Linked DNA regions of Homo sapiens: region 1 is linked to region 2. A link is a loop called in an ENCODE intact Hi-C map of the cell type or tissue named here. Cell type or tissue: tibial artery. All regions are shown on one strand.

What was found. Hi-C counts contacts between places; a loop is a spot of excess contacts. Peaks named below come from ENCODE experiments on the same cell type or tissue, not always from the same donor. Only the 100,000 strongest peaks of a DNase experiment are listed, where the experiment ranks them.
Region 1: a loop joins it to region 2, with 2.2 times the contacts of the local background. A loop is called at or near these places in 46 of 110 quality-filtered maps.

What each region holds. Positions count from the first base shown.
Region 1 is chr4:4,979,491-4,984,490 of GRCh38, reverse strand. The region is part of intron 2 of LOC101928306 (a long non-coding RNA gene); the gene reads right to left. Among named protein-coding and RNA genes, the nearest start is that of CYTL1, 37 kb to the left of the region's middle. In tibial artery, no CTCF peak of the experiment used is centred here; a DNase peak (open chromatin) is centred at 2,860.
Region 2 is chr4:5,132,239-5,137,238 of GRCh38, reverse strand. The region is part of intron 1 of STK32B (serine/threonine kinase 32B); the gene reads right to left. Among named protein-coding and RNA genes, the nearest start is that of STK32B, 83 kb to the right of the region's middle. RefSeq lists an enhancer at 2,620-3,218 and a silencer at 3,683-3,977. In tibial artery, no CTCF peak of the experiment used is centred here; no DNase peak of the experiment used is centred here.

The sequences.
Region 1 (5,000 bases), 150 kb after region 2:
AAATGCTGTTCCCTACACTTTCAGCCACTCAACTTTGCCCGTCCTTCAGCTGTCTCCATTTCCTGTCCTTCCCCCACCTGCCCCACCTGGGCCAGGTGGCCATACCTGTTGTATTAGTCAGCTCAGGCTGCTCTAACAGAACACTACAGACCAGGCAGCTTAAAGAACAGGAGTTTCTTTTCTCACAGTTCGGCAGGCTGGAAGTCCAGGATAAAGGTGCAACAGGGTTGGTTCCTGGTAAGGCCTCTCTACCTGGCTTGTAGACAGCCACCTTCTTGCTGTGTCCTCACACAGTCTTTCCTGTGTGGATGCTCGAGGGGAGAGGGCTCTGGTGTCTCTTCCCCTCCTTATGAGGACACCAACTGTACTAGATTGGGGCCCCACTCTGATGGTCTCATTTCACCTTAATCACCTCCCTAAAGGCCCTATCTCCAATGACAATCACACTCTGAAGTATGGGGTTTCAGGGCTTCCACATGTGAATGTGGGTGAGGGGGACACAGTTTAGCCCCCAACACCCCTCCTGCCCGTGTTCGCTTTCCTTCAACAGTTTCTCACGCACCTGCGCGTATCCGAGGCTATCCTCTGAGCACACCCATGTCAGGACTCACGCACCTTCCATGGTCATCCTCGCCTGCTCAAACACACCTTTGCCCCCTCCTCCTTGCCGCAAAACTCACAGACCCGCATGATGTTTCAGTGGGCAAATGCAAAGGTCCCTCTCAGCCCACGTCCCTGGGACTTCCCCATGAGAGCCTGCCTTGCCTGGTCCTTGGGCTCTGCCCTCTCCTCTCCTTTCTCTGCTTTTCACCCCAGCAGTGGCTTCTTGCTGCTTCCACATGCCAGCCCGGCTCCCCTGGACCCACTCCCATTCCTCTCTGCATGGTTCCTGGGGGGTCTCTCCACACCATGACCCCCTCTTACGTGGTTCACTGGCCATGTGGATGCCACAGGCCCCTCCAGCTCTGTACAGCATGAATGAATTCATCTCTTTCCCCCACAAGCCTATTCTCTGTCTGGCCCCACCACTGGTGACACTGGAGACCTGGGCATCCTCTGTGACTCCTCCGTCAATCCCTCCATTGGACCAACCACCAAATGCTGTCCTTCCATCCTGCTGCTTGTCTCAGCTCCCTGCAGGTTGGGGATTGCTTTGCTGTGCAGGGACACCAAGATGTGGGAAGCAGAGGCTGGACTCAAGAGTCCTGCCAGAGGCAGATTTCGAGACAAGCAAGTGAAGGCGGTTGGATAGATGGAGAGGAGGGTGTTCAACTGGTCTGCTCATGGCTCCATCCCCACCAAGAAACAGAGACTCTCAAACTGTTTAATACAAATACTTTAATACAAAGACTTTAATACAAAGACTACTCACCAAGTTGTGAACGAGGTTTGGGTAACCAGCAAGAGACAGTGTAGAACCCAGGGGCTAAGGGCAGGGGGTAGTGTCACTGCTCCTAGGCCCGATGGGGAGTGAGGGGGTGGTCTCTGGAACGGAGACAGAAACACAAGATGGGAGCAACGGGCCAGAGCAGTGGGGCTCTAGCAGACAGAAGCAGCCCGTCCTAAGCAACCTCATGTGTTCATGTATGTATGTATGTATGTATTATTATTATTATTATTATTATTAGACGGAGTTTTGCTCTTGTTGCCCAGGCTGGAGGGCAAAGATGTGATCTTGGCTCACCGCAACCTCCGCCTCCCGAGTTCAAGCGATTCTCCTGCCTCAGCCTCCCAGGTAGTTGGGATTACAGGCATGTGCCACCACGCCCAGCTAATTTTGTATTTTTAATAGAGATGGGGTTTCTCCATGTTGGTCAGGCTGGTCTCAAACTCCCGACCTCAGGTGATCCGTCCACCTTAGCCTCCCAAAGTGCTGGGATTACAGGCCTGAGCCACCACGCCTGGCCATATGAATATTATTTCGGTATGATAAGGCCAGCAGATTGGGAGAGGACTGACACTGAAAAGATCATTTGTCCCTTAGAGTTCCCAATAAGAAAGGGCCCACCATGCTATGAAGAGCCACTGGGGAAACACGTAGGTGGGTCAGGAGACAGGGAGGGGAGACACAGTAGGCAAGAACCTCCATTGAGGTTTTGATTGGAAGGAATGAAAGAGGCAGGGCAGGCAGGCTTAGGATTGCTGGTTTGAATAATTTTAGCTGATCTGGGGCTCAGAGTTGCTGCCCTGCATTGTCTGGTTTCCAGCCCTGGGATGATCAGGGCAGGTGGAGTGTGACAGCCCCATAGGGGAGGAGGTGGAGGGTGTGGGCTCTGGATCAGTTGGTTGGCGTTTGAAAAGCACACTCTTGAGCGAATTGTTGACCATTTCTAGATTGGCCAGCCCTGGGAGGGGCAGTCCCTCCAGGATTAGCAAGGCCTCAGACGTCAAAGAATCTGAATACAGAACACAAAAGACACGTGCATACACCACACAGAGAGGGAGTTAGGGGAACCAACACCCATTCCCACTCTTCTCCCGCCCTCAGATCTCCTGCTGATGTCGCCCCTTGGCCAAACCCAACAGGAATCTGGAGGGTGAGAAAGATGGCTGGGACAGTCAGGGAGGGGAGTGGCTCTGAAGAGGGACTGGACTCAGCAGCCACTAAACTAAGCTCCCGTGCAGACAAGAGTTCTTTATTCCTTTTGAAATCTTCCCAATACGTGCTGGTTGAATGGAGATGCAATCAGCCTGGGGAGATACAACACGGCTTGCAGAAGGAAACGCATCCTGAGCTGGGTTTTGAGGGATGAATAGGCATTTTCCAGGGAATGCTAGACACATAAATGGAAGAGCATAAGCAAAGGGATGGAGATTAACACAATATGTTTGGCAAGCTGCAAGCTTTGCAACAGTTCTGGATTGTGAAATTTCTGGGGAGGAGGCTGGCACAGAGCAGATTCCCTGGGAGTGTCTCTGCCCTCGGTCATTTCATTCTCCTCTATGGGCCTCTCTGCAAAGCAATGTGTTCATGTGTGTAAAGTGCTTCCAAGGGGGCTGGTACAGAGGGAAATACTTGGTAAATAGTGGTGATTATCATAATGATTATTAGCATGCCTAATAATATCACCTCCCCTACTTTCCCGGCCTCTGGGGTACCTCAAATTGGACACCATATTAGAAGTTCTTTGCAAAACAAAGGACCAACAGAACTCAAGGCAGAAGCAAGGCCACAGGGCTCAGGCAACCATCTCCTGTGGGTAATAGTCTGGTTTCAGGGCAGGTGAGCCAGCCCAGAAGTCAGGCCCAATGGCTCCGGCGCTCTGAGACAGGGACGATGGCTGGCCTGTTTGGGATTCCCTAGCCTCATCGATCAAATGATCCAGGGATGAGGGAGAATGCCAGGGTCTATTTCCCATCTGTGATCAGCCTTGACTCCAAGCCCATACTCCACACCCAGTTTTCTGGAAGAGGGAGAAATAGCCCTCGAGGGCCAAAGAATATAATACCCTTGGATGCCCCAGCTGTGTGAGACCGTCTGAGACGCCTTTATCACTGCACACAGCGGCTGCCAAAGTCAGACCTAACTCCTTCCCAGGAAATTCTTGGCTCTGCTTGTGAGCAGCCCGTCTGGTGGAATTAATTTCAGCCTATATGATGCTAACGCCATGAGAACAGAGACATATAAAACAGTCCTCCCAAGGCTTTGCGTGGCAATAAAGACTGAACCGTGCTTAATTTATGCACATTGCAAGGCTACCCTCTGCAGGAAGCATAAAGCCATCCCTTGTGGGGGCTGGAACAGTAAGGGGCTCCTCTTGACCCTGGGCCTCACGGAGGGAGCTCATTCCCTCTTCCCAGGCTCCTTCCATCTTTCTGCGTGGATTGTGGATTTCCAGACTTGGGCTCTGGCCTTTATCAGTGAGACAGCCATGGTGTAGGGGATCTGCAAGGGCTGTAGAACTGGAGGTGGAACTATGTACTTAGTTCCATGCAAACCACTGAGGAAGGGACACTCGGGAGGTGATCTGCATCCTGGAGTCATGGGGCTATCATCTGCTAATGCTAGAGAGAGATTTTGAGATCATCTAATTCAGACCCAGGTGAGTTCAGAGATTTAAAATGATGGAACCAAAGTCACACAACACACTCATGGAAGGATCTGGACTTTGACATCAGAATAGGGGTGGGGCAAGTTCAAAAATGTGGAGTTGGAGAGTCCCGGGTTAGAACCCAGACTCTGCCAGGTCCTTGCTTTCTGACTTCAAGCAAGTTATTTCAACTCTGTGTTTCGTTTCCTTGTTCATAAAGTAAGTGCACCATGGGAATTCTGGGAGAATTAAAGGAGATAGTGTTTGTTCAGCATAACCACATGCCCAGCATATGGTAAATATCCAGCAATAGTAGCTATTGCTGTTATGGCTTCTGAGTAAATGCATATTTTAGTGTGGGTTTCTTTCAAGCTAAGACAGGGATTTAGGTATAAGTAGTGATACGTTTTCGATCTGTGTCCCCACCAAAATTTCATGTCAAATTCTAATCCCCAAAGTTGGAAGTGGGGCCCAGTGGGAGGTGACTGGATCATGGGGGTGGATCCTTCATGAATGGCTTAGCGCCGTCCCCTTGGTGCTGTTCTTATGATAGTGAGTGAGTCATCACAAGATCTGGTTGTTTAAAAGTGTGTAGCACCTTCTCCCTCTCTCTCTTGCTCCTGCTCCTGCCATGTGAGATGCTTCACTCCCCGTTTGCCTTCCGCCATGATTGTAAGCTTTCTGAGACCTCCCCAGAAGCTGAGCAGATGCCAGAGTCGTGCTTCCTGTACAGCCCGTGGAACTCTGAGCCAAATAAACTTTTTTCCTTATAAATGGCTGTCTCAGGTATTTCTTTATAGCAGTGTGAGAATGGACTTAAACACGTGGCTTGTTAAGGAAGATGATCCCAGGAAGCAGGAGTAAGGGAACAAGGCAAATGAGACAGGAAAGCAGGAAAAGAAACCAGTGTGAGGGTTTGCTATTGTCTTAGTCCATTCACGCAGCTATAACAAAATACTATAAACTGGG
Region 2 (5,000 bases):
GTCCAGCTAATTCTAGGCTTCAGCATTAGGGAGTGCATGATTACTGCCTTCCTGAGTTACATTCCTTGGCCACAGCTTTATCGCTGTAGAGGTGAGACTTGGTTCTCTATCAACCTCCTCCTCTGTCATGTCTCCTAACTGGAGGGAGGTGTTAATTACTGAATAAATGGTCAAATGCCAAAAGCCATTATTACTTTAATAATTAGTGTTATAACATTGTAAATATTCCCACTCACCCATGTCATCCATATCCCCTACAAAATTGTGGGCTCCTTTGGGGAAACTAACAATGTATGGGGCAAAAAGGCACTTAATGAATGCTTGTCTGCTTCTTGGACTAGATTGGATGTAGATGACTTTGAGCACACGGCCTGTGGTTCCTATTTATTTGGCATCTCCCTGGGGTGTACTACACTGACACTGACATAATAGCACCTAAAAGAAGACACTTTGAATAAGTGAAAAGTTAACACTTGGTTGATGAACAGATTAAAATGGCTTCAGTCAATGAAAATGCCAAGCCAATAATGGGTCCTAGAATCATACTGTCACGTGAGGTTGTTTGCTCAGAGTAGGAAGAATTGGCTGGGGGGTGTGAGAGGGTTGAAGAGTGGTTTCTTTGGGTGACCATCTTGTCCTGGTTTCCTTGGAATCTTCCTGGTTTTAGTACGGGAAGTTCTGCATCCTTGAAAACTACCCAGTCTGGGGAAAACCAGTTTGGCACCCTTGGTTTCTGAACAGGAACCCATTCCATCTGAGGAAGCCACAAGCACTGCTTGGGCTAGCAGAGTGATCGGATTGGAGGTGAAGTACATTCTTGAAAAGTGGTATCTCACCACCAGACTCTTAGAGCTGCAAAGGGTTACACCGCTAAAAGTGTACCACTAGGGTAGAAATGGGAAACGCACTGCTGCAAAGGCAAAGGAGTGTCAGTGTCCTTGCCAAAAACACAAGGACAGTGGCACCTGCCTTGCCAGGCATCATGAAGACAATGGAACAACACATTGGCGGCATTATTTGCTCAGCCAGGCTCAATTCTCCCTTCTTTCTTGATAACAAAAACCCAGCTCTCCTTAGGGATCACTGTGGCCAGCCCCAGGCAATGAATGATAATCCCCAATAGTCATAATTGATCAAATCCAGTGGCGTTTTCAGAATCACCTGGAACCTTGTTAAGAGATCAGTGTGTACCACCTCCTGAATTCACCTCCTGAATTTCTAAGGAGGCATTAGAGAATTTGCATTTCTAAGAAGTTTCTAGGTGGTGCTGATGGTTCTGGGACTGCACTTTGGGAACTACCGATCTAATTAATCCGGACAATTGTGTTCCCCACTTTTCCAGCCACTGTGCAGCCAGCAGTGACCTTGTGATCCAGATCTAATCAATGAGATCTAATCAATGAGATGGAGACATTTTTGGGAAAGCATTTTTTGTGTATGTGAGGAAAGGGGCACACTGAGCTGGAGTAGCCCTTCCACTCTACCACTTCTTCCTGCCTTCAATGTGGACGTGATATCTGGAGCTGCAACAACCATCTTGTGACTATAAAGCCAAAAACATGAGCAAAGGATCAAGACAGATGCAGGGAAGCCACTCCTTCCTGTGAGCCTCTGAACACAGGCCAGCAACCACTTACCTTGGGACTTAATATATTAGGAAAAATAACAAAACAATTTTATTTGTTCAGTGGGTCAGGTTGTCTATTACTAGAAGCTAGAAACATTCTTTTCTGATACTCAAAGCCAGGCACATAGCAGCGGCTTAGTAAATGCTAACTATTTTATTGTTAAATTTCCAGCCCCACTGTCATTTTACTAAGAGGCCAAAGAACAAGAGTTATTTGGGACAACAACATAGGAGCCAGGCTGCCTGGATTTGGATTCTCACTCCAACACTCAGTGGCTGTGGCTGGGTGATGTTGGGGAAGTCACTCAGGCTCTCTGTGCATCAGCCTCCACACCTATATAATGGGTAAAATACAACACCTACCTCATAGTGTTGTACATGGTATCTTAATTAATAAAGGTTAAGCATTTAGGTATTGCTATGAATATTATTCTATGTTAGTGGCTTTTCCTCATATTTCACCCTTGTGATACAACACTGGTCTGATTAAATCATGACAAAATATTCCACGACTGATAAATCTGGAAGTGTATTAGTGCTAATTAGTTATTGATGGTGATTGATCACACTGGGTAAATCTGGTTGTCCTACTTTACATGCCAGTGGGCTCTTTTCTCATTTCCACTAGACCAGTTATTTCTAATGAATTTCATAGCACGCTTTCAACATTGCAATATTCATGAAGCTGTTTATTCAAACAGCCAAGAGTGAACTTTCAAGATGGCTAGTAACTCTTTCAAACAATCTCTAATGGAAAGTAAACCACAGTCCACATCCTGTACAAACACATGCATTTAAGCACTGTGGGCATCAAGCAAGAAAAGTAAGCAAACATCCCGTTCCTGCCCTCCTAAAAACCTGAAACCTGCGGCTCATTCCTTGCAGAGTTGGTGCTGGGCACAAGTTTGCACATGGGTGGGTCATGCGTGTGTTTAGTCTGGCTAGTCCAATGATTAAAATTGTTTTGAATAAGTTACAGTATTTAAAAATTAGACAATGTCACCCCCAAATCCTGGTTTCTGATATGCCTTAGTCTGTTTTGTGTTGCTATCACAGAATGCCACAGACTGGGTAATTTATTTATTTTTAATTATTTTTTCACAGTTCTGGAGGCTAAGAAGTCCAAAATTAAGGTGCTGGCATCTGATGAGGGCCTTCTTTCTGCATCATCCCACAGAGGAAGGGCAGGAGAGCGCAAGATAACAAAGGAGCAAGAGGGGGCTAAGCTTGCTTTTGTAATTCACTCTTGTGATAACTAATCTACTCCCATGATAATGACAGCAGTCCCTTCATAAGGGCAGAGATTTCATGGCCTAATCACCTTTTATTAGGCCTCTCCTCTCAACACTGTTTCATTAGAAATTTAGTTTCCAACACATAAACTTTGGGGAACACGTTAAAACCGCAAGAAATTGGAAGATTTGCCAAAAAAATCTGGGCCTGCGATGCCCTTCCACAATATTCTCTGATTCACCACTGTCACACCTGGCCCAGTTTATGCATCTCTGTTTCCTGCCTGATTCTGTAAGCATCTGAGGTATGGGTCATTGGGCTGCAGCAGAGAGAGGTCCTATCTGTTGATGGGGAGAGAGTCAGGCCATGGATGAAAAGGAGGGTTTGGTGTTCCCTGGACAAAGGTTTAAACAAAGTTTTAAACCCAGCCCCACTATTTGAGTCAGTGTGAACCTGAGGACGTAAGTTAACTTCCAAGCCTTGATTTTCCATTTAATAAAATGGAGGTAGTGATGCCTGCATCCCCAAGTCAGGATGACGGCCATAGACAGTGACGTAGCAAAAGGGCAACTCAGTAAACAGAAGCCACTGAAGAGTGGCCACCCAATCCCCTGGTCCAGCCATGGGCCTTCAACCTAGTCACTTAACATCTCAGAATCTCAGTTTCTTCATCTGTACAATGAGCTAACATCTCTCTAAGATTTTTCTTGGAATAAGACTATTATATAATCAGCATATAATGATGGCGATTATTTCTGAGTTTGTCTCTCCTTAGTACAGAAATAATCCAGGTAACCAGATGACCCCTTAACAAAGAGCCACAGTCTTGTTCATTGCTGAATCCAGGTGCCAGGCAGGTAGTGCTGTGTTAAGTACTCACTCAAGATAATGACATATATGCATGAATGAATGACCTACATTGAGTAGTGGGAGTATGGGTAGGGAGCTCTCTGAGGGAGTGGGAAATGAGATCACCCTCTCTACAGGAAATTGTTGATGTTTACACAGAAAGGGGGCTGACCAAGCTGTGGCAGGCATCTATCATGAAAAGCTTCCATTAGTCACTCATTCAAAAAATATTTTGGGGAGAATAAATACATTTTTACTGAGTGGGTATACACTTGTTGAAATGATGACTGAGTATATGTTGCCTTCCAGGCCCTCTACTACGTACCGGGAACCAACAGTGAACAAAACACACAATGAACCTACAACAGGGGAGCTGACCTTCTGGTGCAAGGAGACAAATCTGCAATTCAATGGCAGAAAGTGGTAAATTCTGGCCAGGTACAGTGGCTCATGCCTGTAATCCCAGCACTGTGGGAGGCTGAGGCAGGTGGATCACTTGAGGTCAGGGGTTCCAGCCAGCCTAGCCAACATGGCAAAACCCCATCTCTCCTAAAAATACAAAAATTAGCCAGGAGTGGTGGTGCATGCCTGTAATCCCAGCTACTTGGGAGGCTGAGGCAGAAGAATCACCTGAACCCAGAAGGCAGAGGTTGCAGTGAGCCAAGATCACACGACTGCACTCCACTCCAGCCTGGGTAACAGAGCAAGACTCTGTCCCAAAAAAAAAAAAAAGTGGTAAATTCTATGAATGAAAGTAAATCCAGGTGTATGAATTTCCAGGTGCTGCTATAACAAATGGCCATATACTTGGTAGGTTAAATAATATCAATTTATTATCTTACAGTCCTGGAAGTCTCCCTGGGCTGAAATCCTGCTGTCAGCAGGACTGTGTTTCTTCTGGAAGATCTTGGGGAAAATCTGTCTGCTTGTCTTTTCAGCTTCCAGAGGTGTCACATTCCTCAGCTTGTGATCCCATATTACTGCGACTTCTGCTTTGGTTGTCACATCTTCTCTCACCCTTATGCATCCCCTTTTATTTATTTTTTATTTTAGGTTCCGGGTGCAAGTTCAGGTTTGTTACTTAGGTAAACTGCATGTCACAGGGCATTGGTGTATAGATTATGTCATCACCCAGGTAGTAAGCATAGTTCCTAATAGGTAGCTTTTTGATCCTCTCCCTCCACCCAGTGTTTGTTGTTCCCCTCTTTATGTCCATGTGTTTTTATTGTTCAGCTCCCACTTATAAGTGATACCCAAAGAAATATAAATCATACTATAAAGACATATGCAC